Linked DNA regions of Homo sapiens: regions 2, 3, 4 and 5 are each linked to region 1. Evidence: chromatin loops called from intact Hi-C (ENCODE). Cell type or tissue: heart left ventricle. All regions are shown on one strand. Each heading gives the region's core, and the rest is flanking DNA. Links, peaks and the distances in the headings are about the cores only.

Evidence for each region. A loop is a pair of places that touch in the nucleus more often than their neighbours do. Peaks named below come from ENCODE experiments on the same cell type or tissue, not always from the same donor. Only the 100,000 strongest peaks of a DNase experiment are listed, where the experiment ranks them.
Region 2: a loop joins it to region 1, with 2.4 times the contacts of the local background. A loop is called at or near these places in 11 of 110 quality-filtered maps.
Region 3: it touches region 1 in a loop (2.2-fold over the local background); 3 of 110 quality-filtered maps call a loop at or near these places.
Region 4: it touches region 1 in a loop (2.1-fold over the local background); 7 of 110 quality-filtered maps call a loop at or near these places.
Region 5: it touches region 1 in a loop (2.9-fold over the local background); 4 of 110 quality-filtered maps call a loop at or near these places.

What each region holds. Positions count from the first base shown.
Region 1 is chr10:50,552,094-50,558,259 of GRCh38, forward strand. All of the region lies in intron 2 of SGMS1 (sphingomyelin synthase 1), which reads right to left. Among named protein-coding and RNA genes, the nearest start is that of SGMS1, 69 kb to the right of the region's middle. In heart left ventricle, for the core only: CTCF peaks have their summits at 918 (motif pointing right) and 2,957 (motif pointing right); no DNase peak of the experiment used is centred there; H3K27ac peaks cover 2,387 bases.
Region 2 is chr10:50,493,866-50,500,031 of GRCh38, forward strand. All of the region lies in intron 3 of SGMS1 (sphingomyelin synthase 1), which reads right to left. Among named protein-coding and RNA genes, the nearest start is that of SGMS1, 130 kb to the right of the region's middle. In heart left ventricle, for the core only: no CTCF peak of the experiment used is centred there; no DNase peak of the experiment used is centred there; H3K4me3 peaks cover 674 bases; H3K27ac peaks cover 1,634 bases.
Region 3 is chr10:50,442,202-50,448,367 of GRCh38, forward strand. The region is part of intron 5 of SGMS1 (sphingomyelin synthase 1); the gene reads right to left. Among named protein-coding and RNA genes, the nearest start is that of SGMS1, 180 kb to the right of the region's middle. In heart left ventricle, for the core only: no CTCF peak of the experiment used is centred there; no DNase peak of the experiment used is centred there.
Region 4 is chr10:50,321,894-50,328,059 of GRCh38, forward strand. It overlaps SGMS1 (sphingomyelin synthase 1), which reads right to left. Exons shown (of 11, transcript NM_147156.4): 8 at 5,312-5,429. Among named protein-coding and RNA genes, the nearest start is that of ASAH2, 73 kb to the left of the region's middle. In heart left ventricle, for the core only: no CTCF peak of the experiment used is centred there; no DNase peak of the experiment used is centred there; H3K4me3 peaks cover 1,798 bases; H3K27ac peaks cover 2,844 bases.
Region 5 is chr10:50,369,776-50,375,941 of GRCh38, forward strand. The region is part of intron 6 of SGMS1 (sphingomyelin synthase 1); the gene reads right to left. Among named protein-coding and RNA genes, the nearest start is that of ASAH2, 120 kb to the left of the region's middle. In heart left ventricle, for the core only: no CTCF peak of the experiment used is centred there; no DNase peak of the experiment used is centred there; H3K27ac peaks cover 2,237 bases.

The sequences.
Region 1 (6,166 bases), core at 557-5,556:
GGATTTGGCCCACAAGTTACAGTGTGCCAATCCTTGGTCTAGAGAATCAAGTCCAAACTCCTCAGACAGGCACGCAAGGCATAACCCACATTATCCCTGAATCATTTAATTTTGTATATTTATCTTGGTTTTATTCTGTCCAATCAATTCCAAGCATGTTTAAGATATTAAGTAACAAAAAGTCAGTTAAAACACACTCTATGCCTTCAAAAGACTAACAGGCAACAAGTAACTCAACTCATGCTTCCTAAGGCATCTTCAAGTATTTTTTGATATGTAAGTAGACATACCCTTTAAAAAGAAGTGTTTTGTAATCAACTAAGTCTGAGGAATCCTGGGTTTGACAAGGTTAAGCAGCTTTCATTGCCACAGGAATTCTCAAAGCCTTCATTGTGCATTGGGAATCTCCTTAAAGAGGGATATATTACACAATGACTCTCAAGTCTGTTTGACAACAGAATTCTTTCACATTTTTAACATCTGTGTCCTGCAAAACAGTTAGGAAATTGTTGACGTTAAGCATACTCCTACAAGGCGGACTGAAAGTTCTATTAATATTTGCCACTGTAGTAGGCTAAATAGTGCCCCGTCCCCCGCCAAAAGATATCCATGTCCTAATCCCTGGAATCTGTGAATGTTATCTTACATGGCAAAAAGGACTTTACAGGTGTGATTAGGTTAATGACCTTGAGATGGGGGGATTATCCTGGTGGGCTCTAAATGCAATCAAAGGTATCCTTCCTTGTAAGAGGGAGGTAGACAGTGACCTGACACCAAAGAGAAGAGAAGAAGGCAGTGTGAACACCAGAGCAAAGATGGGAGTAGGGCAGCCACAAATCAAGGGAGGCTGACAGGCACCATAAACTGGTAGAGGCAAAGATCAGATTCTCTCCTAGAACCTGCAGAGGGAGCACAGCCCTGCCAATGCCTTGATTAAGTCACCACATTTGTGGTCATTTGTTACAGCAGCTACAGAAATGAAAACAACCACGGTGCCAATCACAGCCATGGTGTTGTGATCTATGCCGACACTAAATATTCTTAAATGAAGTCACGTTAATGTTGTCCACAATAAGCTCACAATTAGCCTTAGTTAGCAAGGTTTTATCATCCACTTAAGGGAAAGAGTATAATTCAGTGGTTAACACTCTGGACCTGGATTTAACCCCTGGGGTTCAAATCCCAGCTTTAACATTTATTAGTTAAATATACCACCTTGGTCAAGGTGTTTAGCCTCTTTGTTACTCAGCTACTTCGTCTGTAAGATGGGATGATATTCATAGAGTTGCTCTGTGGGTTTAATGAGACCATGCACAAAAAGTACTTAGTATATTTCCTGACTTTACAGTAAATAAATGAAAACTCAATAAAAGAAAACTATTATTACATTATAGTATTACTGATTTTTAAGACAAAAAAATCTTTCACCCCAAGCTACATCTCATCATATTCTTCTATTTTCAGTTTGACAAATTATAAATCTTTACCCAATTTCTAGCTTGGGGCATTTAAAATGACCTCAGCAAGGTAAGGCAGGTGGAAAAGTTCATGCCTGCGTCTCTGAACCACTGCTTTTAGGTATCTGACTCAATAAACTATGACAGCTAATAGCTCCAAGACATGTGCTTCATGTGATGTGCTAAATTCACGTCACTCACTGAAAAGCCTAAAGTTACTCTTCTTGCATAGGTCATCTACATTAGTTAAATCAAAGTGCCAACAAAGGCCCATTTGCTAAATTATAAGCTACTGATGCTCCACTAGATAGTTTTTATCTTAATATTTAGTTATACTCAAAGCAACAGATGAAATTATTCAGATAAGACCCAATAAAGGAAAGGCACAAGGCACCTGAAAACAGAAGGGACACATAGGGTCTTGGTACAATATATGAAAGTCTTCCCAGCATGTCACCCAACTCACTCTGCACCTACAATCACCACCTAACCGTCACCTACTGCCACATCCCACAGCATCTCCAGCCTACACAGGTGACTTGGGAGTAACCATACATCATGCCTAATTAAAAATATGGGATCACCATTAGTCAAGAGGTGCTTGAGACTCAGAGCTTTGATTCCTAAAAACTTTAAGAGCCTTCTATTAAAACTGAAACATCCCTAGAAAAAGTAGTATTTTAATTCTTTATTAGTTACATACTGCAGTACTCATTGTCAGTAAATACACACAAAAACCCGTTCCGGTCTGTCAGTCAGGGAAAGACTATCCTGGAACTCACCAAAACCTCATTAAGGCCTACTAATTTCAGAAAAGCAAGCCTAAGCAAATGAAAAATTTAAACGTTAGTGATTTTTAAGAAGCACAACCTATATATTTTAACTTTAAAATATGAGTTGTAAATCCAAATGTCAATGGAGCCAGGCAGGGAAGACAGTTCCAGCTGGCAGGTATGAAAAAACAAAGGTTCCCTGCTAGTGCAAGTGGGAAGCGGCCTCTCAGCCCAAGCCAGCTGCTGCTAGAGGGAGTATGGCATGCAGGAGCAGGCTGCAGCCACCCAATGCAGGCACCGAGAAGGTTCAGGGGCTGGCCCCACCACAGCTCATCTAAAATGATTGGCTTTCTAGTTGCTATTCTTTTAAAATTATAAAAGTCATATGGGTGAATAAATTTAGTTCCAAGGGATATAAATTAAGAAGTAAAAGTCCTTCCCTTCTACTCCCCCAATTGCTAACAGATTACATCACTATGTATTCTTTTTCTAGACACACAAAATGTTCTACAAGTTGCTTTTTTCACTCAACAATATGTCGTGGACATCCTTCCACATCAGTACATTCAGATCTACTGCATTCTTTTTACCAAAAGCAGTTAGAGCACAGAATTTCAATGCTGGGAGATGCCTGAGAGGCTCTAGGCCAACTCTTTCCATTTAACAGACAGGGTTCCCAGAGGTCCTGGACACCTCTAACCATATAGGAAAGAAGCCAGAGCCTCCCCAAATGGGGTCACGCCAGCAGGTGTCACCAGCATCATGCCCTCATCTCTGCTATTCAAAGGAGCCTGAGCCTCAGCAAGAAAGAGGCCAAGGCTTCCCACGTGGCAGGTGAGAAGCAAGGGAGACAAAATTATCTTGGAACAAAGTAATGAATTGTAATCAGTGAAAAGCCTCACAAACATGAACTCTGTATTTTTTATTAGCAAATACCTAGAATCACTCTAAATTCATCCAAGTAACTCAATTAAAATATTAAAATTCACTTACCAGTCATATTCTACCTAGTTCCAAAATACATCTGGATTGGAGTCAACTCAGAATTGCATAAAGTTCACCATCTTCCTGCTTTGAGGCCTTAAAGAAACAGGGCAGGACCTGGCTCACAAATAAGCTGCTTATCTGAGCCAGCCAGAAGATTCCAATTACAGGGCTTCATGGGTACATCCAGAGCTGCAGCAGTGTAATAAGGAATGCGGTTGAGGCCTCTGCTTCAAAGATCATTCTTATACAAGGAAACATTTATTAAAAGAGGGAAGAACTGTAAACTTCCTATTTAAAATGTTAATTTTGTTAGTGACTCAAGGTACTGAGAAGCTAACTAAGTATTCAGACCTTCAGAAACTCCAGTTTAGCTCCCAAATATAGAAAAATCTCTCTATCTAAAGATATAAACTCCCTGGAGGCCAAAGCCTTCCTGCATGGCTAGCTTTTAAAACATTTTAGGAAACTTGACCTCAAACTAAAATCAGCATTTCAGCAAGGGTTACTTAGAGCCTTTGAGAAACTATATTTCATAAAAACACCAATTTCAGAAATATGTTGTTCTCTACTAATACACACAATTTGCTTTGTAAAAGAAATGCTTAGTCTTTTTCCAGTATTCTTTATCTTAGCTCAACGGAAAGACCATCTAATTGCCAGGCTAAAAACAGGGAATATTCCAGAATGCTCTCATTTTCCCCTCTCCTCCATTCCCAAAGGAGATGCATCACCACCACACCTACCCACCCTGTCTCTTGACTGTTTCACTTCTCCAACCCTTTGGTTTGGATTCTTACCAAATCCCAGGGGGTCCATGACAACAGCCTCCTAATACAACTCTCGGTCACCAATCTTACCTGTCTCCTAGCTGTTCCATACAAAACTGTAAGAGTAACCTCATTCATTCATTTAACAAATAACTACAGAGCCTCTACTATGCAACAGGCAGTGTTGCAGCACTGAAGATAAAGCAGTATACACAACCACTGCCCTCAGGACCACCCCACAGTAGTGTCAGACAAGTGCTAAGTGCCATGGAGGAAACAGAAAGCAGGCAGAGGGCCAGAGAGTGCTTGGGGGCTGGGTTATTTTGTCTAGAGTGGTCACCAAAGGCCTCATTCCAAAGGGGACATGTGAGCATGTCCTAGAGGAAGGGGAGTGAGCAAACATGTCAGGGGAAGCACATTCCAGGGAAAGCGGAAACAGGTGTACCACAGGAACATGTGCCAGGTGTATCTCAGGAGAGCAAGGAGGCCAGAGTGAATGGAGCACAATGAGCCAAGGGAACAATCATCAGAGGTAAGATCAGAGAGACCCCGTAGGCCCGCACAGACGCAGCAACAACTGAGAAGTTTGTCTGGAGTGAAATGAGAACAGTGTTTCTGTGTAGTAACTCCTTTCCAGAATTTAGTTGGAAATTTATAGGTTTTGCAGAATCCCTAGAAAAATCAGATGAGAAACAGCAAAAACAGTATTATAATTTTCTTGCTTGCTTAGCAATCAACATCAAGTCCACTGACAAGTCCAAAGCAAGCACAGGAAATGCCGTCCTGCAGAGGTAAAGGTTAAGGCCAACATTTCCGAGAACTGAGACAGGAGTGTGCAGAAGAGAAGAGCCCCAATCCAATCACTCAGTCTTCCTTGTAGCTGTTCCCATGTTCTAAGCGTGAGTTCGATGTCCTGTCTGCCGCCAAGGGTGAGTCAATATTGCAAATAAAATTAATATTAATAAGCTTCACATAGTAGGCTTTATACAAATACTGATTATATGCAGTGCTGTTAATCTTTCTAGAAGATCCAAATGTTAACACGATCAGATAATGCTCATAGGCATTTTCCAGTGCTTGAATATTCACTAGGGTACAGTTCTTTGTAAACAGTACATGTAAATACTATTGAACTTAGTATCACTTATTTATTAAATAATTTTTTAGATATTCACAATAATGAATAAAGAGCAAGAAGAATGTTGGAAGTATTTTAAAAAGATAAAGTAACTCAATTAGCTTTTTGCTAGCTATGTTTTAATCACAGAAGTATGAAGCATCATTATTAGTCATTTGGAAAAAGAATTCTTGAGTGATATGCTTTTAAAAGAAATTAGTAATAAATTGCTTACACATAGGAATAAAGATCTAGTACTGCCCACTAAATATTTAAGCAATATTAGTTGTTTATCTGAGGTGAAAAAAGAATAACTGTTTTGCTTTGGCAAACAAAAATAGCTCAATTACTAAAATTTTTAACGAAAAGACTTTTAAAAGGAAAATATGCTTTAGCAGAAGAAATGCAAAAAAAAAAAGGTAAATGTTGTAGAAATTAGAACCTGATATAAAATCTGAACTAGCAAAAATAAACACACAAACTCTAACAGCAAAAAAAAAAAAAAAAATGGCAGCCAAAAAAATTTGTATTGTTAGGTTTATATGAGCTTAGGAAACCTTAATCTTTTATAACAAGCAATCAGCATACCTGCCTTTTGCTGCATAGGAGACTCTACCCACTACTTCTAACTTCCAAGGCTACTATACAAACAAGAGAAACACATGGGGAATTATTTCCCAACTGTAGATGGACTGACAGGGAAATAAAGATAGGAGGAGAAGGAAAAACTCAGTAGGTTTTGAGTTTACAAAGGTAACTTACATAGACACCGTAAGTACCAAACTCTACTTCAGCCAATTAACTTATTTATATAATCCTCACAGCTGCCTTAAGAGACAGTTATTATAATTACCTTCTCTCACCTTGAAATTAAGAAACTGAGTCCCAGGGAAGTTAAGCTAATTGTCACACTGCAACTAAGTGGCAGAGCCAAAAGCAAACCAGATCCTGGCTGCAGCTGTATGCTAGTAACCAACACACCCTCCTGCCTCTGTGCTTCTTCAACTGAACCCTAGGACTTCTGAGTATGATGAGCAATTATGTGTTAATGGGTCAACGAACTCT
Region 2 (6,166 bases), core at 587-5,586, 58 kb before region 1:
TGACTCACTGTAGCCTCCACCTCCTGGGTTCAAGTGATTCTCCTGCCTCAGCGTCCCGTGTAACTGGAATTACAGTTGTGTGCCACCACGCCCGGCTAATTTTTTGTATCTTTAGTAGAGATGGGGTTTCACCATGTTGGCCAGGCTGGTCTCAAACTCCTGGCCTCGTGATCCACCCGCCTTGGCCTCCCAAAGTGCTGGGATTACAGGCATGAGCGCCTGGCACCTGGCCAGAATGGCTATTATTAAAAAGTCAAAAAATAACAAATGCTGGCGAGGTTCTAGAGAAAAAAGAATGTTATACACTGTTGGTGGGAGTGTAAATTAGTTCAACCATTGTGGAAGAAAGTGTGTTGACTCCTCAAAGACCTGAACACAGAAATACCATTTGACCCAGCCATTCCAATACTGGGTATACATTCAAAAAATAAAAATCATTCTATTATAAAGATACATGCATGCCTTATGTTCATTACAGGACTATTCACAATAGCAAAGACATGGAATCAACCTAAATGCCCATCAGTGGTAGACTGGATAAAGGAAACGTGATACATACAACGTTGTATACTATGCAGCCATAAAAAAGAACAAGATCATGTCCTTTGAAGGAACATGGATGGAGCTGGAGGCCATTATCCTTAGCAAATTAACACAGGTACAGAAAACAAAATACCACATGTTCTCACTTGTAAGTGGGAGCTAAATGATAAGAACACATGGACACGTAGAGGGGAACAGCACACACTGGAGCCTTTCAGAGGGTAGAGGGTAGGAGGAGGGAAAAGATTAGGAAAAATAACTAATGGATAGTAGGCTTAATATCTGTGGGATGAAATAATCTGTTCAACAAACTCCCATGACACCAGTTTACCTACATTAAGAAAAAGGCCGGGCGCGGTGGCTCACACCTGTAATCCCAGCACTTTGGGAGGCCGAGGCGGGCGGATCACGAGGTCGGGAGATCGAGACCATCCCGGCTAAAACGGTGAAACCCTGTCTCTACTAAAAATACAAAAAATTAGCCGGGCATAGTGGCGGGCACCTGTAGTCCCAGCTACTTGGGAGGCTGAGGCAGGAGAATGGCGTGAACCCGGGAGGCGGAGCTTGCAGTGAGCAGAGATCCCGCCACTGCACTCCAGCCTGGGCGACAGAGCGAGACTCCGTCTCAAAAAAAAAAATAAAATAAAAAAAAATACAAAAAATACAAAAAAAAAAAAAAATTAGCCGGACGTGCTTGCAGGCGCCTGTAGTCCCAGCTACTTGGGAGGCTGAGGCAGGAGAATGGCGTGAACCCAGGAGGCGGGACTTGCAGTGAGCTGAGATCGCACCACTGCACTCTAGTCTGGGCAGCAGAGTGAAGATTCCGTCTCAAAAAAAAAAAAAAAAAAGTTAAGAAAAAAAAAAAAGGATGTGCTGTATCTGTCAAAGTGTGGAAGAGGCTTAATTAATGATTAAACTGTACTTCTCTGAAATAAAATTTGGCTAAAATGCCTTAATTTTAGGAGAAAATGTTTAAATAGAATGTGATCTATTTGATCTGCACTTTTTCACAAATGCAAGCAGGATAGAAACCATGTTAATCAAGTTAAATTCTGTAAAAAGACTGGTCATTCATACAATAGATGTTCAAAATCTAGCTTTACACAGACCAACAGTTAGGCTCCCAATATTTAAATGTACATATAAACATAGAAGTTTATTCTACAGATGTACTGAAGAATGTGTAAAATAACGAATATAAGGATATACTTCTCAATATTATTTATAAAAGCTCTAAGGTTTAAGTAGGGGGCTGGCTAAAAACATTTTGTTAATTTCATATATTGAAATTGTCCAACTACATTAAAATAAATTGAATAGATTTCTCTGGCTGATATGGAATTGTCACCAAGAATTATAAAAAAAAAAAGAGCAAAGTTTGGAATAGTATGCATATCATACACAGAACATGTTTGTATCTACATAGAACATATATGGAAAAATACATAAGAAAATTTGGCCTATCTCTGGGGAAGGCAAGGGAGAACTGAGATGAAAGGGAGGATTTTCACTTTCGGCATCCTTCTATGTTGTTTACAGAGCTTTTTAAAGTCATGTGCACGTATTTCCTTTTTTTAATTAAAAAATGAACAATTTTTTAAAAATAAAACAGCAGACACTCCATACCTGTCGGTTTTCCTTTATACTGAATCCAGTGTGTTACATGATAAGCATGACCAATGCAGACAGATATTACAGTTCCTTGCTTCTCTGCAAAACCACCAACCACCTTTCCTAAATTTGAGTAGATGAGGCACATGCTGTGCAGGAAAAGGGCCTACAAAACATTTGAAAAGTGTGTTTTTGTATTCTGGTATAAATAATTCTTTAATGGCTCTAAATGTCTTTCTGCCTTTATTGTCAAGCTGGCAGTAGTACCTAGCACGCTGTCTTGCATAAACTTCAAAAAAAGTACTCTGCTGGTCAATGGCTGTTCTTTATCCTCCAGCCAAATGCCTAAGGGACTGTATGAACCTATTCACATCAGTGAACATCAACATACAGCTTCCTTACCAGACAGAATCACACTGTGTACTCTACCACCACTCCACACTATGCCCATCACCAAACACTACCCAGAAAAGCAACGAGGCACACAGCACTAGTAAATGCCCCATTTGTCCTGTTCCTCAACAAAACACAAGCCAGCCCACTTAATAATGTCCAGAAGCTGTTATATATTCCAAGTAGGAACAGACATGGCCAGAGCTGCCTAATGGCTCCCAGATCCCAGTTTAAAGACAACCCTAGGCCTTCCTATATCACATTCCAGGTGATCCCATGGCTTTGGGAGAATAAAAACAGCTCCTCTCTACCAGTACCTAGGCCTGGCTACCATCTCAAATTCATTATGAGCTGTGTGATCTTAGGCAAACTGCTTAGCCTCTCTAATCCTGGATGTCCTCATCCGCAAAATGGTGCCAGTAATGTCACCCATCTATATAGCTCACAGAGCTACAGTAAGGATAAAGCTTTTGGCATCCAAGTAGTCCTCCATGCATGTCAACTAATGTCACTACCAACATCTTTAGACACAAACCCACAGCAGCCTCCTGTTTGGTCTCCCTAATTCCACTCTAGCTTCCACCCACTGGTAAAAGTGATCTTAAAAGGGGGATATGGTAAAGTCATCCTCCACCCTTCTTCCAACACTGAAATGTAGAGACAGCTCTACTGTCATTAGAATGAAGTCCAGAAGGCTCGATGCAAACCTCTCCAAGTGTCAACGATTAACGATGAGAACTCTGCCTCCACCCACACCTCTCTTCCCCACAATAGGGTAGCCTTGACAGATGATCCTAATTCTCCTTTGATGACATTTTCAAACTTACAAAGTTGTCTAATAAGGATCATTATGCACTTCAGTGTGAGCTCCATTCACCACTATACTGCTCACATAGCTATCAACTAACAAGAAATGTTGAGGACTCATCTTTTCAAGAATTACAATCTATACAACCCATAATAGTGTTAAAGCTGGAAGACATGACAAACAAGCTTCAGTGTTCTATCATATTAAACTTGTCCATATGGAGCTGAACAGAACCAGTGAGATTATGCAAGAGAAGCCAAAAGGTAAGTGAGTATTAAATACCAGATCCTGGCCGGGCGCGGTGGCTCACGCCTATAATCCCAGCACTTTGGGAGGCCGAGGCAGATGGATCGCCTGAGTTCAGGAGTTTAAGACCAGCCTGGCCAACATAGTGAAACCCTGTCTCTACTAAAAATACAAAAAATTAGCCGGACGTGGTGGTGCATGCCTGTAATCCCAGCTACTCAGAAGGCTGAGGCAGGAGAATCATTTGAACCTGGGAGGCGGAGGTTGCAGTGAGCCAAGATCGCACCATTGCACTCCAGCCTGGGCAACAACAGCAAAACTCATCTAAAAAAAAAAAAATTCCAGATCCTTCAGTTGACAGGTCAGACCAGATGATTCATCCACCTACCATCTAACACTGTGCCTAACTGAAATGCATGACTTTCAGTTAGAGGTTTCACTTTGGACATATCTGTTTACCTATTTGAATGTGAGCCCTAAGTTATTTTTATATTTTGCTTTTCCTCTCAGGCTGAGAAAGCTGCTGCTAAAAACTCTCAGAGTAAAAGTATGCTGATATCACACTCCAGGGAATTTGGTTTCTAAGAAAAGCCCACTCATTTTTAAAAGACAAGATGAAGAGAACACAGACTTCAAGCAAGTTGGGAGTTAGGGAAATATAACTCAAGGTCTCAATGACTTGCCCACCACCCCTGCTTTTTCAGCAATGCTGTTTGGGGGAGGGGATCATGGTAACTTAACATGGGAAAGATGTGATCGGATAAAATCTCTTTTATCATTCAGAGGGAAGAGGAATTCACAACCAATCACTTCAATCCTTATTTTCTTTTTAAAGCATTATTTTTATTGTGGTAAAATATACATAACATAATTTATCACCTTAATCATTTTTAAGTATATAGTTTTATGGCTTTAAGTACATTCACATTGTTGTGTAACCATCACCACCATCCATTTCCAGAGTGTTTTCAACATCCCAAAGAGAAATTCTGTACCTATTAAACAGTAACTCCCCTCTCAGCCCCTGGAAACCACCATTCTACTTTCTGTCTTTATGAATACACTAGGTACCTCATATATGTAGAAGCATATAGTATTTTTCCTTTTGTGACTAGCTGATTTCACTTACTATAATGTCCTCAAGGTTCATCCATGTTGTAGCAAGTGTCAGAATTTCCTTCCTTTTTAGGGCTGAATAATATTCCATTGTATGCAAACATCCTATTTTGTTTACCCATTCATCCATCAATGGGTATTTAGGTTGTTTCCTCTCCTTGGTTATTATGAATAATGCTGCTATAAACCGGGGTGTACAAACATATCTTCAAGAACCTGCTTTCAACACTTTCAGGTCTAAACCCAGAAGTGGAATTGCTGGATTATATGGTAGTTCTATTTTTAATTTTTTTCAGGAACTGTCATATTGTTTTCCATAGCATCTGTACCATTTTACATTCCCACCAATAGTGCACGAGTGTTCCAATTTCTTCATATCCTGGCCAACATTTGTTATTTTCTGGGTTTTTTAATAGTAGCCATCCTACTGGTAATTCTTTAAGTATTTTTATTTTTAAACTGGCTAATAGAATTAAACTTTTGTCCCATCTATGCAATTGGCTAAGAATATTAGAAAACCTGATTTTCATGAGTATGCTACTATTCACTTTCTGAGAGGTAATTTTAATAATAGCAGCTGAGATTAAATTTTAAAAATAAAGCTTTGGACACAAAACCATCCTGTATTCAAATATGAAACAGCTACTTCTGAAGCAAAGTACCTTCCCTAAGCCTTGGTTTTCTCATTGGTGAAATGGAGCTATGAATATCCATTTCTTAAAGTTCTTGGGAGAATTCACTTACGAAATTGTACAAAGCACTTAGCATGCTCTCTGGCTCCTAAGAAGCACTTAAAGAAAGACAGATGATGATAAGGAGGAGGAAAGTCTCATTATTGCTGGTATACCACTAAAAGTTAAGTCACAAAAAGGTCTCTTTAGCATTGAAATATACATATCCTTTCCTCAACTACTCCCAGATGACCCTGTTTTACAATTCATATATATACTCACCAAACCTCAAGATTGTCACTGTAGACAAGATAGTATTTTCTTATATACAAATTATAAACATAAATATTCTTTTCCCAAAGGCAGGATATTCAGGTAGGACAATAAACAGTGGTAGCATATCACAAAATTATACCTTTTTTCAGTTTGAAAAAGTGGTAACAAGAACTTGTCATATATTTTAAGTTATACTTAATTTAGTTACAGCAAAAAGGTAGAGTGCACATTGTGAGACAAGATTGGTTTTCCCTCTTCTCTTGATTAGTTAATTAAAAAGTTAATGCCAAATGGCTATATTTTAAACGTATGGCTTAGGCTAAATTCACATATTGTATCTAAAAAACAAGCTTGATCAGCCTGGCGCAGTGGCTCACGCCTGTAATCCCAACACTTTGGGAGGCAAAGGCGGGCGGATCATGAGGTCTGGAGTTCGAGACCAGCCTGACCAACATGGTGAAATCCCGTCTCTACTGAAAAATACAAAAATTAGCCAGGTGTG
Region 3 (6,166 bases), core at 813-5,812, 110 kb before region 1:
TTTGAGTTCAGGGGTACATGTGCAGGTTTGTTACATAGGTAAACTTGTGTCATGGGGGTTTGTTGCATAGATTATTTCGTCACCCAAGTATTAAGCCCAGCATCCATTAGGTATTCTTCCTGATGCTCTCCCTCCCCCACCGCCCCCCTCTGACAGGTCCCAGTGTGTGTTGTTCACCTCTATGTGTCCACGTGTTCTCATCATTCAGCTCCCACTTGTAAGTGAGAACATGCAGTGTTTGGTTTTCTGTTCCCACATTAGTTTGCTAAGAATAACGGCCTCCAGCTCCATCCATGTCCCTGGAAAGGACATGATCCTGTTCTTTTGGATGGCTGCATAGTGTTCCATGGTATGTATGTACCACATTTTCTTTATCCAGTCTATCACTGATGGGCATTTAGGTGGATTCCATGTCTTTGCTATTGTGAATACTGCTGCAATGAACATACCTGTGCATGTGTCTTTGTAATAGAACAATTTATATTCCTTTGGGTATATACCCAGTAATGAGATGGCTGGGTTTGTTTAATTTGTATAAGTTCCTTATAGATTCTGGATATTAGACCTTTGTCAAATGTATAGCTTGCAAAAATTTTCTCCTATTATTTAGGTTATCTGTTTACTCTGCTGATAGTTTCTTTAACTGTGCAGAAGCTCTTTAGTTTAATTAGATCCCATTTGTCAATTTTTGCTTTTGATGAGACTACTTTTGGCATCTTCTTCATGAAATCTTTGCCTGTGCCTATTTTAATGCAGATAATTTGAGCTTCCTGCTTTACTATTCAAACTGCACTTAATAAGAATGGTTTCCTTAGTGTTCTATGAGCAAAAATTTCAAAATAGAAAACAAGCCATGTTTATCTCATAAGTTTAGAATATTTACTTTTCCATAAATGTATATAGGAAAAGTCAGTCAATCAGCTCTCTCAGCTGGAGAGAACAAATAATAGCTAGACTAGCACTTAGATGCTTTGACTTTTGCAACAACCCTAATGTAGATAAGGCATCCCTGTTTTCCAAAGAAAAGCCTGAAGTTCAGAAAAATACAGTGACATGCCTAAGTTAACCTACTTACTAAGTGACGGGGCTCAATTTTAAACACAGTTCTTCTATTTGAGCCAAAGTTTGTGGTTTTTGTCTGCTAGAACACTAACCATGAAAACCAAAAATAACAACAACAACAAAAAAGTTTCTAAGTAGCCAGAGAAAAAAAGACAACATATGAGAAGAAGAAGAGGAATGATGGCAGACATCTCATTCGAAACAGGTGTCCAGAAAACAATAATCAACATCTAAAGAGAAGGAGAAAAAAAAGACTGAATGCCCACCTAGAATTCTATATACAACAAAAAAATCTTTTAAAAAATAAAGACATTTTCACACAAATGAAAATGAGAGATTTGTTGCCAGTAAACCCACACTATAAGAAATGCTGAAGGAAGCTCTTCAAGCTAAAGCAAAATGATACCAGATATAGATGTAAACCCATAGAAAGGAATGAGGAACCTTGGAAATAATACATTGTATGTTAACATAAAAGACTTTTTTTCTTAATTTATTTAAAACATATATGACTAATACATACTATATTAAAAGTATAATATTGTATTATATAGTTTGTGACATATATAGATATAAAATGTACAAAGACAATAGCACAACAGATGGGGAGAGGCAAATGAAACCATATTATTGTAGGTTTCTTATATTTTACATGAAGCAATACCATATTAATTCAAGGAAAATTTTTTACTAAGGGTGAATATTGTGATCTGCAGAGTAACTACAAAACAGTAGTGCAAAGAAAACCTGAGAGAAATGTAAATGTTATACTAAAAATATTCAATAAACAGAGACACAGAATTTTTTAAAAGTCTAAAGGATAAGACATATAGGAAACAAGTTTTAAAATGGTAGATCTAAAACTAACATGTCAATATACAGTAAATGTAAATAGACTAAACATTTAATTAAAAGGCAGAAATCACCAGAATACATTAAAAAATGATACTGAACTATATGGTACCTAAATAGATGCATTTTAAATACAAAGTCACAGATAAACATGTAATAAAAGGATATACCAGTAGAAACTCAATACAAAAACCAGACAAACATAATAAAAGAAGACTACAGACTTATATCCCTCATAAAACATACATGGAGAAATTCTCAACAAAATACAGTGCTGGCATAAGGACAGATGAATAGAACAATGGATCAAAACAGAGATCACAAATAGACACACACATATACGACCAACAGATTTTCTGACCAAGATGTCAAAATAATTCAGTGGGTGTAAGGATAATTTTTTCAACAAATTGAGCAGAAACAAATAAATATTCATAGGGAAAGAAAAATGAATCCTGACTCCTACCTCACACTAATAACAAAAATTACTTAGAGCTGAGAGTGGTTGCGTGCACCTGTAATCACAACTACTCAAGAGGCCGAGGTAAGAGGATCACTTGAGCCCAGGAGTTCATATCCATCCTGGGCAACACAAGAAGACCCCATTTATTAAAAAAAAAATACTTTGAGAGAGGTCATACAACTAATTATAAAAGCTAAAACTATAAAGTATTTTAGGAAAACGTAGAACAATGGCTTTGCAATGATGAGGTAGACAAAATACTACCAATAAAAGAAAAACTAGCTAGTTGGACTTCATCAATATCAAAACTGCTTTTTGAAAGACAAAGTTAAGAAAATGAAAAGGCAACCACCAACTGGAAAAAATTCACCATACATGTATCTGACCAAAGACACGTATCCAGAATATATAAAGAACCACCATAATTTAATTTTTGAAAAGTCACACAACCCAATTGTTAAAATAGTAAAAGATTTGACAAGATACTTCATAAAAGAGGACACATGAATGGCCAATAAGTACATGAAAAAATTTTCAACATCATTAGTCACCAAGGAAACAACAGGAATCTACAAGATACCACTTTACCTGCACTGGAATGCTAATTTTAAAAATACTGAAAAAAGCAAGAGTTGGCAAAGACTTGGAGTACATTAGAGCATCTCATAAGTTGCTGATGGGCATACTGAATTATAAAGCCCTTTAGAAAAATGTTTGACAATTTTTAAGTAAATTTTTTATAAGATTAAATATACACTTACCCAATAATATACTTCTAAGAACACACTCAAAAGACATGAAAACTTGTGAACTTGTGTCCACAAATGTTGCGGGAAGTCAGGGACCCCAAATGGAGGGACTGGCTGAAGCCATGGCAGAAGAACATAAATTATGAAGATTTCATGGACATTTATTAGTTCCCCAAATTAATACTTTTATAATTTCTTACGCCTGTCTTTACTGCAATCTCTGAACATAAATTGTGAAGATTTCATGGACACTTATCACTTCCCCAATCAATACTCTAGTGATTTCCTACGCCTGTCTTTACTTTAATCTCTTAATCCCGTCATCTTCGTAAACTGAGGATGAATGTCACCTCAGGACCCTGTGATGATTGTGTTAACTGTACAAATTGTTTAAACAATATGAAATCTGGGCACCTTGAAAAAAGAACAGGATAACAGCGATGTTCAGGGAACAAGGGAGATAACCTTAAAGGCTGGCTGCCTGTGGGCTGGGTGGAACAGAGCCATATTTCTCTTCTTTCAAAAGCAAATAGGAGAAATATCACTGAATTCTCTTTCTCAGCAAGGAACACCCCTGAGAAAGAGAATGCATTTCTAAGGGGAGGCCTCTGAAATGGCTGCTTTGGGAATGTCTGTCTTTTACGATTGTAGATAAGGGAAGAGATAAGCCCCCATCTCCCCTAGTGCTCCCAGGCTTATTAGGATGAGGAAATTCCCACCTAATCAATTTTGGTCAGACCGGTTGTCTGCTCTCAAACCCTGTCTCCTGGTAAGATGTTATCAATGACAATGCGTGCCCGAAACTTCATTAGCAATTTTAATTTTGCCCCGGTCCTCTGATCTCACCCTGCCTCCATTTGCCTTGTGATATTTTATTACCTTGTGAAGCATGTGATCTCTGTGACCCACACCCTATTCATACACTCCCTCCCTTTTTGAAAATCACTAATAAAAACTTGCTGGTTTTGCGGCTTGCTGGGCATCACAGAACCTGCCAACATGTGATGTCTCCCCCAGACACCCAGCTTTAAAATTTCTCCCTTTTGTATTCTTTCCCTGTATTTCTCAAACAGGCCAACACTTAGGGAAAATAGAAAAGGACCCATATCGAATATCAGGGGCTGGTTTCCCCCGATACACAAAAAGACATACAATAATGTTCACAGTAGTTATATTCATAACAGCCAAAAACTGTAGACCATCCAAATGTCTATCAATAGGTGAATAACTTCATGCAATAGAATACTACTCAATAGCATGATACATGCAGTAAGAGTATGAATCTATAAAACACCAGCAAGTGGAGCAAAAGACACCAGGAGCATAAGCACACTCAGTATAACTACATATCTGAAGTTCTGAAAGAGGCAAAATCTACTGATAGAATCACACTCGCACACGTGTTTGCCTCTGGGATGGCACACCTGACTGAAAGTGGACACAAGAGAACTTTTTGGGATGATAGAGATGTTGGTTCACTATTCACTTCAAATTTGTACATTGTATAAATTATACCTAAATTTTAAAATAAATCACAAAATAATTTATTTGAATGAGTTCTGGAGGAGATATGGTCTCTCACAGGTCAAAAGTGTTTCTTTCTTATCTTGGGGAACAACTTCTAAAGCCTCAAAAATAGAAGGTGTGTGTGTTTAATTTACACATGTCATTTTTGAAATATATACCCAATCAAAGCAAAGGAAAACAAACTATTGTCTGCTTCCTATCTAAATAGTCTTTGAACATTTGTTCCAACCAAGGAGAATTAAAAGCAATCTGTCATTTAGATTTTATTTAATTTTACTTACCACATTAACAATTTAAAGGTTACTTTTAACAATTCAAGGGAGAGAGACTCAAAAAGAAAATAAACTATAAAACACAAATCCAAATTTTCTAATGTCTTATTCATTCTAAAATACTAAATTCCTACTATAATCCAGGTAAGATGATAGTCACTAGAGAAATGAAAATTAAATTTTACACCCTGCTGTTAAGGACTTCTAAGTCTAGTGGAAGAGATATACATAAATAATTACCTTAAAGTATAAATAAGTGTTCTTGAATATAAATTGGTAAAAACCTTACTTGGGGAAAATGTATCATTTCTTTCCTCTTTAAAATTGTAACACTTAATACTGATAAATATTATGTAAGAAGTAAACAAAATAAAGTCAGTTATTCCTTCTGAAGGAAACAATAATTTTAAGAAAAAAATTATTTTATTAACTATCTCAATGTAAACATATTTCTTAGCTCAAAAATATAACCCATATTGTTTCTGCTTCTTTTTAAATTATTTTTAATTGACAAATAAAAATTGTACATGTTTATCACGTATAACATGTTTTGAAATACATATACATTGTGGAATAGCTAAATGGAACTAACTAACATATGCATTACCTCACACATCCTGTTTTGTGGTAAGAATACTTCAAATCTACTCTTTTATCAATTTTCAAGCATATAATACATGGTTATTTACTGGAGTCATCATGAAGTACAATAGATCTCTTGTCCATAGTCATTTTAAAGAAAATAATCCCATGTGCAGCAAAGGAGACTAGGCAACTTGTCCTATACCACTTCCTCACACCCTTCACCCCCAAATTCCACAGCTGGTTCAACTGGGATAGGTTCCAGTGCAAAGTAATCTGAAGGCTAGTCAGGAACTGTAGTGACTCCCTCAAAATGAAGAGATGGGATGGATCAATTCACAGTCTCAGGAATCCAAACTGTGAAACAAATTCTTTCTCTTTCATTTTCTCCTGAGCCTACTTTTGTCCCCACCACTGTATATTCAGCTGTTTGGGAAGCTGAGGCAGGAGGATCACTTGGGCCCAAGAGGTGGATGGAGGCTGTAGTGAGCTGTGATGGCTCCACTGCACTTGAGCCTGGGCAACAGAGCAAGACCTTGTCTCAAAAAAAAATTAATGAAAAATTTATCTTCTAAAACAATATAAGAAGAGTATATTTTTTAACATTTTTCTTTAATATCTGGCTTAAGAGAAAATCACAAATTCCCTTATTAATGTCT
Region 4 (6,166 bases), core at 507-5,506, 230 kb before region 1:
TTAGGCTGATGGTTGACATTACAGTTCAGCAGCAAGTCAAAGGAGGTGGTTTCATCTTTCTAATCTGTGCATTGCAGAAAAGCTGACAGTGGCAGAGAAGAATATGAAGGCTGTTCTGCTGTTGCATTTGTATTATATTGATCCACTGAGCGATCAACCTCAGATGCCACCCAGACATAACCCTGTCCAAAAATGGGCTGTGTTCACTTATGTCAGAGGCAAAAATTAAAACAAAACAAAACATGTTTTTCAAGTTCAAGAGAATCATTTCACTGAAAACTCCACATTGGATTAATGCACTAGCCAGCTGAGTGTCCCTGTCTTAATGTACTCTCTCTCTTCTCAAAGGTTTTCAAATCTAAGGTCACCATGGAGACCACAAAACACGCCCAAACATGCATCTCATTTTACTGTTTAGTCACTATTAGATTAACTCATCTGATTATGAAAATGAGAGTCGAAAACAGTGCAAGTTATTTCTTCTCTTCTATTAGCATTAGGCTGCCTGTTTATCTGGGATTTTTTATTTTAAGGAGTTTGTTAAAACAGGAAAAACCTTACCAACGGGAAGCTTACAACACCAAAGAATTCTCAAATATTCTGCCCCTTTTCTAAAGAAACCAGTATCATAAACAGTTGTAAAAAGATGAGAAGAGGGGCCGGGCGCGGTGGCTCACGCCTGTAATCCCAGCACTTTGGGAGGCCGAGGCGGGTGGATCATGAGGTCAGGAGATCGAGACCATCCTGGCTAACAAGGTGAAACCCCGTCTCTACTAAAAATACAAAAAATTAGCCGGGCGCGGTGGCGGGCGCCTGTAGTCCCAGCTACTCGGGAGGCTGAGGCAGGAGAATGGCGTGAACCCGGGAAGCGGAGCTTGCAGTGAGCCGAGATTGCGCCACTGCAGTCCGCAGTCCGGCCTGGGCGACAGAGCGAGACTCCGTCTCAAAAAAAAAAAAAAAAAAAAAAAAAGATGAGAAGAGGTTGTTTTCAGGATGGAACACACGGTCTTTGGAGCTATGATGAGAGTAACATGGGCTAATCAAGGTATCAAAAATTTGGCAGCCTCCAGTGTAAGCCATGCACATGTATACCACCATGGGATATGCCAGAAATTTGCAATCTAGAAACTGAACACATCCACTTCCCTTTTCACTTCCTTTTCCCAGTGGCTTATTATTGCTGCAGAAACATTTATGGGAAGCCTACTTTTCCTCACAGCCTGATCATCTCATAGGATTATTATTTCTCTGAGCGATTATATTTTGTGAAGAGTATACTGCCATCGAGTGAATGAACAATAAGACCAATTTTTATAATCACTACTGTATACTTGTTGAAACATTTTTCTTAGGAGCTGCACATTTTGAGTACTGGCATTAAGGGAAGCATTAAGTACACTAATTACAGCATTTTAATGGCATAGTGAAACCAAGTTTAAGTTCACATGACTGTATTAAGCAGGAAGTCATATTCTAAAGCTCAACTCTCCTCCCTTACAGTTTAGTGATATTGAGTAACTGTCAGAGTATCCACCAAGTGACAGGCCTTAATTGGTATCTCAAATAATAGAATATCCAATTCTGGAAGCACTGTGCTTTCTGTAACTTGTTTCTGGGCCTTTTCATCCATATCCACAGCTTTAACCACCATCCAGAATATGATGATTCACAAATATTTATTTTCCAGCCTGATGTTTCCCTCAGCTTTAGACTATATTGCTAACTATCTTGGACATCACCACTTAGATATCTCACAGATACTTTAAACTCTGTGTTTAATCCAACTCATTAACTCTCATTTCCTCTATACCATGTCATTATACCAGTGTAAAATCCAGCCCTTGGAATCTTTCCCTATTCTCATTCCCTGCATGAAATCTATTATCAAGTTGTATCAATTTGGTCTCTTAAATATTGCTCAAGTCTGTTTCTTCCTCTCCATCCATCCTTAGGGCCAGTAGCTTAGCTTGAGGCCCTTATCACAGCATTTTACACATTTATTACATAAGTTACAAATTTAAACTAACAGATTTTAAGGTGTTTTCCACAAAGGTAGGAACTATATCTACCTTCCTCATGCCTCATACTCTAGCACCCAAAGCACAGTAGGTCCCTAATGTATGTTTGTTAAATCAGTTCTCACTGGATAAATAAGAGTCTAGGGGTTGAAGCATGATGACAATACTAAGTCCTCTTCTTACTTCTGTATAGTGCGTTACACCCACAGAGCCCCTAGAAACTGTCTCCTTCCACACCTATAACTCCTTAAGACAGATTTCAAAAAGCATCATTAGCTCTGCTTTGCCATTTAGGGAGGGAACTGAGGCTCTGAAAAGTTAAATGACTTGCCCAATGCTAGTAAGTGGTTGTGTAAGACTGTCTTAACCTTAACTTTAGTGTTCTTTTTACTATTAGGTAAGTTTGTATTTTTACAGGGGCAATTAAGTTCCCTCTCTGTACAATGGTTCAGAGAGAGATGGAAGATTCAGTGGCGATGATGTTCAGACATCAAATAGAACTTTGGCCTGAGTGACTTTTAATAAGGTTCCTCTCACTTCTGATTCCCTTAGCCCTAGGTATGATTCTAAAGTAGGCAAAGCTGTCCTCTGAGGCTTCTCTCCAGTGTCACCCTTTTCTGTCTTCAGATACTCGTTCTCAGTGGAGGATTCTAGCCCTTGCCTGACCACTGAATTTCTTAAGCTTGATCTGCCATCCAAGAGGCAGCACCAAGCCTTCGAAGCCTTTCCCAACTCTTGTGCCTAGCTTCAGAAGTCTTTCTATTCCACCTGGCAAATATTCTGTTAACAAGCTAAAATTGAATCTAATTAAGTCTGCAGAGCCAACTTTCTATTCAGAGGAAACATAGAGCGACACAAGTCACTTGACACCACAAAGAAACAAATGGATAAATCCAGAAAGTGGGATATTCTGTAGGACTATTAATCTAATGTCTACAGGCTACTGGTAGAGGGGTGAAAGGAAGAAAGGACTGCTTTAGAATTATAGACTTAAAAGACAGAACAAGTAAATGTAATATAAAGATTTTGGACCCTAATTTATACAAACCAACTGTAAAAAAAGGAAAAGCATTTTAAGACAATCAGGATATCGCATCAACTTGTAATTGCTGATATCACAGAATTACTATTAATTTTGTTGAACACCAATAGCATTATGGTTTTGTACTAAAATGTTCACAGTTTTTAGATGCGTACTAAAGTATGTGGAGGTGAAATGACGTTACCTGGGAGTTGTTTTAAATACTTCAAAAAGAAAAAAGAAAGGAAACAAATGTTGCAAATCTTGATAATTATTGAATCTGAGTGTTGGGTTTATGGGAGTTCCTTATAGCAGTTGGGATACATGTGAAAGTTTTCAGAATAAAAAAGTGTATTCTAAATCCTTTCTTCCAAGAGTCTTATTCTACAAAATTAGATTTTGTAGTAATTAGATTTAATGAGTTTTAACTAGTATTTTTTTCTAAGGTGTGCTAATATTTCACCTCCTACTGTTTAAGATTCTAGTTTCCAGAAGATCCTCATAGAATGAGGGCCCTAGTTGGGATTTCTGGCAACACAATAAATGAGCAACACGTTTGAGTTTGGCTTTTGTGAACAGTTCCTGCTGCTACTTCTGTGTTTACGAAGAAAACCCACAAGCTATTCTTAGGCAAAGAATTTTGGTTAGATATGTTGATGACTCAAGCTGACTATGTAAGAACCAATGGCTCACCAAGTATGGGCTTGCCAGCAACTGGCGGAGCTACAGTAGTCCTCAAGAAGAAACAAGTTTAGAACCAGAGTAGGGAGAAAGGCTACATGGTACGGCCCCTCAATACTGGATCCATCTTCAACATGTGCTTGGCCAGAACCTACATCTACCTACCCCTTGGTAGCAAAATTTCCCAATGCACAGACTTTTTTAAGGAGCTGAATTAAACTTAGGTGAATATCCTAAACTGTCAGTTTACTGCTGAGAACATGCTGCTTATCAAGCCAGGCTCCCAGCAAGAGTCCATATCCTTGGATTTTCAATGACAACAAGATATTCCCTATAACCCAGGAGCTACAGGTGAGTGCTTGAGAGCTTTTACAGACAATAAAAACGATGTGAAGCTGGCTTCTTTGGAAGGGCGAAAGAAACTGCAAGAAGGAGAGTGCAGGGAGGCAGGATGGCTGATAGAGAAGAGTGGAATGTTGAGAACATTGCTTTTGTATGACAGCTCTTCCAGAGGTAAGGAAGTAGTGTGTAGCAAAAAATAAAAAAAATTAAAAAAATTAAAAAATTAAAAAAAGCAAAAAGTTAAGTAAGAAATGAGCTATCTCTGTAGGCACATATGTAAGTTTAGCAAAGAAAAGAGCCACAGGAGACATACAAATTAAAGAGATCCAAAATTTCATATGATCAAATTAAAAATCCAGAGTGAATTTTTCAGCTCTCTTTCCAAAGATTCTATCAAAGAGAACATCTCTTCTGGAGGAACAAAAGTACAAAGCAATGAGACTGAAAGTGTTTGGCTGTTTCACCCACACAGGTATAATGCAAAGAAATGATCTCAAATACATCAGAGTATACTATATTTTCTCCCACCAAAAATCAAGGAGAGAAATTAGCCTCTTTTAAAAATTCATTAAAGAGCTTTAATGTACATAAATATTTTAACAATAAAATCTGCTAATTATTTCACAGAGTTCCAACGATCACCCTAGTTAAAAATTCTTCCAAGGTAAAGGTTAGGAGGTGAAGAGTGTCATTTGAATCTGATGGAAAGGTAGAGACAATAAGAGAGGAATAAAGTTTATTTTTAAAAAGACTTCTTTGTTACTAGAGAAAATCAATAAGGCAATATATTACCCCAGAGAACAGTGATCTTATTTGGCTTGGTTGAGGACTGCAAGGAAATAGGAATACTTTCTCTTCCTGGCTCTGCTGTAGGGATTAATAGAAAGAAGGAAAATGGAAAAAATGTCACTTGAAATCGAGCTCTCCCTCCGAGGGAGAGGAAGCATATAAAAGCTTCTGGATGCGTGTCAAAGAAATGAATGATATTTTAACAATTTGGCAGGAAACCAAAGAACTACACAAAGCTTAACTGCTTCCAACACACATTTCCCCAGTTGGGAGGCACTGGCAGGGCTTAGAGATTCTGGGAAGGGTGGGGCTGCCTGGCCATATCATTTAGTAACATTCTCAGATAGAGGAGTGACTCCACTGTATTCTGAAGAAACGTTTTCCTGCAACCTCACTCAAAGGACCCCAGGGCAAGACAAGAAACAAACAGAAAGCGAAATTACAGCGAGGAATAGTTTACCTTCGGAGAACAGTTGAAATGCATACCAGGTACTGGGAGTGTAGTTACATACATTGTAATACACCGATACAGGTACAGCGTGCCAACTATGCAGAAAAATCTTCTGCTAATAATAGACCTAGAAAAAGGGAAAAACAGGGCAGATTCTCAGTCAAGAAATTCTGTAGGTTCATTTACTGTAATTTTTCAATGACTCAATAAAAACAAACCCCAAAAACTACTTGAGAACTTGAAACCAGAATGTTGTAACTATGGCTAATACCAGATTAAGACAAAGATTTTGAGAATAACGTTGTGTGGTGCTTTTTAAAAAATATATTAACTGGCCAAAAGTGCTTAAACTGGTTTATATTGCTATTAATTAGGCTTCATGAGGCCTTAAACTTGAGTTGACGTTCAACTGTCGGACATACAAGTGGAGCCCACGCTGATTGGCCAGAACCCACTCAGTATCTGTGGTTAAACATTTAGTGAGTATTTTTGCTGTCATCAAAGGAAGATCTTCAGAAAATCAGAATGATATTAGAATGAGAATTTAAAACTTTTATGCCATTTAATGAGTCAAAGACATTAAACAATTTTAGTTGTACATCCCAGAAACTGATTCTCTGAGGCAACATGATGCCAAGAACGAACCTATGGAAAAACAGCATTCAATCTCATCCCATTCCTTGACTACCACTGCAGCTTGGGATGCACATTTACTTCTCTGAATCTCAACTTCCTAAGAAGTAAAATAGGGGTAACAACATTAGAAATGATGTCTGAAAAATTCCTACCATATAGTAGGTACAAATGGTAGGTATCAAATGTATAGATTAAGTAGATGAATAAAAATATAAGCAAAAATTAGAA
Region 5 (6,166 bases), core at 771-5,770, 180 kb before region 1:
AGTCATGTGTCACTTCACGACGAGATACCTTCTAAGAAATGCATCATTAGGTGATTTTGTCATGGTGTGAACATCACAGAAAATGTATCTGGACAAACCTAGATGGTGTAACCTATTACATACCTAGGCTGTATGGTATAGCCTATTGCTTCTAGATTAAAAACTTGTACAGCATTCTACTGTACTGATTATTGTAAGCAACTGTAACATAATGGTAAGCTTTGTGTATCTAAATGCAGAAAAGGTACTGTAAAAATATGGTATAAATAATAAAAATTGGACACCTATAAAGGGCACTTACCATGAATGGAGCTCGCAGGACTGGAAGTTGCTCTGGGTGAGTCAGTGAGTAAAGTGGTGGGTGAGTATGAAGGCCTAGGACATTACTGTACACTACTGCAGACTGTCAACACTGCACACTTAGGGTACACTGAATTTATTTAAAAGTTTTTCTTTCTTCAATAATAAATTAACTTTATCTTACTGTAACATTTTACCTTATAAATTTTCTAATTTTTAAAATGTTTTGACTCCTTTGTAATAACACTTAGCTTAAAACACAAACGCATTATACAGCTGTATAAAAACATTTTCTTTATATCCTTATTCTATAGGCTTTTTTCTATTTTTTAAATTTTAATTTTTTTTTTACTTAAAAAATTTTTTTTTTTTAAACAAAGACACAAGCCAGGCATGGTGGCTCACACCTGTAATCTCAGCACTTTGGGAGCCTGAGGTGGGCTGATCATGAGGTCAAGAGATTGAGACCAGCCTGGCCAACATGGTGAAACCCTGTCTCTACTAAAAATACAAAAATTAGCTGGGTGTGGTGGTGCATGCCTGTAATCCCAGCTACTCAGGAGTCTGAGGCAGGAGAATCACTTGAACCCAGGAGGCAACGTTTGCAGTGAGCCGAGATCGTGCCACTGTACTCCAGTCTGGCGACAGAGCGAGACTCCATCTCAATAAAAAAAAAAAAAAAGACACAAACATACACATTAGCCTAGGCCTGCACAGGGTCAGGATCATCAATATTACTGTTTTCCACCTTCCACATCTTGTCCCACCAGAAGGTCTTCGGGGCAATAACATGCATGAAGCTGTCATCTCCTGTGATAATGATGCCTTCCGGAATTCCTCCTGAAGGACTTGCTTTATAGTTAACTTTTTAAAATACATAAGTAGAAGGAGCACATTCTAAAATAATGATAAAAGGTACACCATAGCAAATACATAAACCATTAACAGAGCCAAATACTATCATTATCAAGTGTTATGTAAGGTACATAATTATATATGCTATGCTTTTATACGGATGGCAGTGCAGTAGGTTTGTTTAGACCAGCATCATCACAAATGTGAGTAATGTGTTGCACTAGGATGTTAGGACAGCTATTACACCAGTAGGCTATATAGGTTTTTTCATCTGTGTTATAATCATTTGGGACCACCATTGTACAGATAATTTGTCATTGACCAAAATGTCGTTATGCCACGCATGACTCTCCTTTCCATTGTAACCACCATGGTTCAGGTGGCATTACATTTCATCAGAATTACTGCCAAAGCTTCCTCAATACTGCTCCCGTACACACCCTATCCCATCCAAACCCAAACTGCACAAGGCAGCAAGAGAACTTTTAAAACTGTGTAATTCTCATCTTTGAATTATTGCAGTAACTTCCCACTGTTCTTAAAATAAAACCCACACTTCATTATTTCATATTGTACAAGACCATTCCTGCCTTTGTATGGTGGAGTTCTACAACTGCACACTATACTTCAATTACTTTGGACTACTTGTAGTTCCTACCTCACAGACTTTGAACATGCTATTGTCTCCACCTAGAACACCTCCACCCTATGTTTCACATGATGGGCTTCCAGTCAATATTCAGGCCTCCACTCCCATGTCGTCTCTTCAAATAAGCCTTCTCTGAGCATCCTCTCTGACTTAGTACATTCTGTGCTGCTGTAACAGAATTGAAGGCTAGGAAGTTCAATCTCAAGGGACTGGCATCTAGTGAGGGCCCTCTTGCTACGTCATCCCATGGTGGAAGGCAAAAGGGCAAAGAGGGGGTGAGCTCATCCTTTTATATAAGGGAACCATTCCTGTGATAATGGCATTAATCCATTCATGAAGGAAGAGCCCTCCTGTTTGAACCACTTCTTAAAGGTCACACCTCAGAACACATTGCATTCAGGATTAAGTTTCCAACACGTGAACTCTGGGGAACACATTCAAACCACCGCACTCTTATCTATATAATCTTACTTGCTGAATGTCTTTCTGCCTTACCAGAATCAAAGCTCCATAAGGGAAGGTCCCTTGGTTGTATTTTTCATTATTGTATTCCCAGGAGCTAGCACGGTGCCCGGCACATGCTAGGCAGTCAATATAAATACGTTTCATGAACAACAAAAAGCGAATACTAGAGAAAGAAGGTGGCCAACTACGTTTGATCATAACATACTTATTAAATCTAGATTCTTCACAGTATGAGACCTATTATATTAACTTCCTTAAAACTTACTTTTCCCCAAATATAAAAAAGAACAAACCTATAAACTGGAGATTTCATCAAAGAAAATTAATTTTTAAAAATAAGTAATCTCTTAAAAAACACAGCTAATAGGCCGGGCACACGGTGGCTCACGCCTGTAATCCCAGCACTTTGGGAGGCCGGGGAGGGTGGATCACGAGGTCAGGAGATCAAGACCATCCTGGCTAACATGGTGAAACGCCATCTCTACGAAAAATATAAAAAATTAGCCGGGTATGGTGGCAGACGCCTGTAGTCCCAGCTACTCGGAGGCTGAGGCAGGAGAAAGGCGTGAACCCAGGAGGTGGAGCTTGCAGTGAGCCCAGATCATGCCACTGCACTCCAGCCCGGGTGACAGAGCAAGACTCTGTCTCAAAAAAAAACAAAAAACACACACAGCTAAGATTTTTACATGGGAAAGTATATACCTCCTTTAATCATACCATTTCTTTTTGAGATTTGCTCAAGGAGGAGAAAAAATCAGTGAGCCCTACTGGCCTTGGTAAAAAATTTCTTAAATATATAAAGGGAATCAGTCAACCTTAAGAGAAGGTCCAGAGAGGTTCCTAATTTTTTTATTCTTTGCTATAAGAAAAGGAAACTTAAATCCAAAGTCAATGCTATAATATAAAAAAAATATTCAAAACATTATTTCACATTTGTACAATGATAAAATAGTTGACTTTTTTCTTCAGATTGTATATATAGCCATCTTCCACATAAAATTTAGCCTTCATTCTTTTCAAAGCTATCAAAATCCTCCTCAGCAGTATATTTAATCAGATTTCTAAGGGTATCATCATAGGAAATACAACCTAAACACAGGCCCTTATAGATGTTTCCCAAAAGCTTTTGAAAGTATGATAATTTCCACATCCTTTACAGATGAGTTGTTCATTAATTTGTATGAGCAACTGAGACACTGGTAGGAATAATAAGATAATACAGGCACATCTGAGCAACACAGTATCAGGATGGCATGTCCTTAATTATTCCTTCCCAAACAGGTCCTACGCACTAAAATAGAACTGCAGGCATCACTGTCCTAAGTTGTCTTAACGCCCTGATCATGGAATGTTCAATTTTTCAAAATTCTGGATGCATTAATACCCAAACCATTTGATGAAAAGTCAGTTTCATATATGATGAGAGCATTATGTGATCATAACCTGAGACAGTGGCATGGCTCATTAAAAGCTTTTCAAGATTTTGTCAAATGATCTAAAGATGTAAACTGTAAGATCAAACAATTTAACTTTCAAATGTCACAGGTTACTTCAGTATAAAAGACAAATAAGGAACAAGGAAAAATACGGATTTAATTTGTAAAAGAACAAAACGTCAGTCATAAAGATAAAAACTGGAAAAATGACTAAGAGCGGCAATTATGTATTAATACCACATTGGGAGAAAAAGATTCTGTCAGTACAAGAGGTAAAAATCTAGCACCTAGAAATACCCAACAATGGCTTCTAAAATTATTTCTGGAAACTACTTTCTTACCATAAAATAACCATTAGCAGTCCCATAGGTATCTATTCCACATCTTGACCATGTGCTACTCCTATGGTAGAGGAGTCAAACTATCCACATAATATTAAGAAGCTAAGTACACATTATATAGACATCCTGTTCATTATAAGAATTTGATCAGCATTCAGAGAACAGATTATGAAAGCACTCTGGCAAAGGCATAGCCACATCAATTGCACTGAAGACACAGCTGAAATTTATCTTCTATTTATAAACCTAATGAGCTTTTCTCTTTGGCACAAAGCAGGCCAGCACTAAGCAGCTAATGACTGATTATATTAATATATATTTACAAAAGCCAAATCACTGAATCAAAATAAAATCAAACATTTACTAAGCACCTACTATGCACAAAGCATTGTCCTGGGCATTCAGTGAACCACAAAGAAACATACACCATGGTTGCTGCCTAACTAGGTTAAAACGTCCAAAACCAAATTCCTGCTCTTCTCCTCCAAGCCAACTCCTCCTGCATGCCTTCTTCAGCTTAGTAAATTGCAATTCCATTCTGTCATTTGCTCTGGCAAAGACTCCCAGCTGGTGAGTACATATGAGAGTGCACTCTCTCCAATCTGTGCTCCCCCCACCCCCACCCCCATTATCTAATCTATTAGAGCAATCCTATCAGCTTTATCTTCCAAATATATCCAGAAACCAATCACCTCTAACACTGTGTGGTCTGTTTCTACCCTTGCCTCTTTAAAATCACTTCTATGCTCAAAACCCTTTGTGCTGGATCTCACTCCAAGTAAAAAAACCAAACCTCTTTCTTACTAGGCTCCATAAGGTCCCAAGTGATCTGGTTCCTGCTACCTTCCTGACCTCATCCTCTTCCCTCCTCTTAAGAATCCTCACTCATCCAGCCTCTCCCCACTTGCCCATTCTCACTTCAACCACTCTGGCCACTGTTTCTCTAATATGCCTACTATGCTCTACCTGAGTCTTTGCACTTGAGGGCCCTTCTTCTGGAATATTCTTCCCCAGATATCCTCATAGCTCACTCCTTTGCCTACTTCAAGCCTCTGTTCAAATATCCTTAATATCAACTGAATGTCCCTTGACCACAACCTTTCATACTCTGTATTTTACTTGTTTAATGCCTTCGCAGCCCGAGGCAGGTGAAAAGTAAGATAATCTAGGATTGAGGATGGGGATAACAGAATTTGCAGAACTCAGGACAGAGGGAACAAGAAATTCTAGGGCTGTGGTCAAGACTATTAAAAAAACTGTGACCACAGGTTAGGTTAGGGAGCCTGGGCAACCAAGCAGAAAGAAGTAAGGAAGTGGGATTAGGTAATTTCCTGGAGCTTGAAAGGAGAACAGGTTTGGTGGCTGTCTTGAGGGACTGGTGATGACTACAACATAAGAGGTGGGAAGGCAGACAAGGTAGAGATTTCTGGGCTAGAACAACCTAAGAGACAAAAAGATTTAAGGGTGTGACTGGTGCTTGTTAGTCTAGTCACAGAACATTGAGCACATGGATTTGTAAAATGGGTCATGGTTGAGAACACAGAAGGCATCAAACTTGATGTAGAGAGGAGGAATTTTTAAGAGTCAGGCATTACCTTGTAGCAGGCATGGCTCATGATAGCTATCAACTGGAGTGGATTCAAATAAAGACAGGGGGTGAGAGCACTGTAATTTATTAGTTGGCCAAGGCACAAATCTTGAGAAGGAGGGTTTGGCCACCATGGGAGAAATGATCAGGGGACAAGCTGTTTTGCAGAGTGGGACACATTTCTTTCAAGACAGAATGGAAGAGAGAGGAGTCAGGTGGTATCAGATTGAGAAGGGCTTGTCCTTGTAGCTTCACAGCCTGGCTGAAGTTCCACACAGACGTGAAAGATCGGAAGTAGTATAGATGGCAGAAGGCAAACACTAGTGTGCCCAGATTAAATTATTTGATCACATGTGGAAGTGTACAGACCTCAAAACAGCAAAGCATACAAGATGTATGTAAAGACTTAGAATGATATGAAAATAAAAATAACCCTTTTTTCCCTAACTAGTTTTCCTCACATTTTTTTAAGAGATGGGGTCTCACTATGATGTCCAGGCTAGACTCAAACTCCTGGATTCAAGCAATTCTC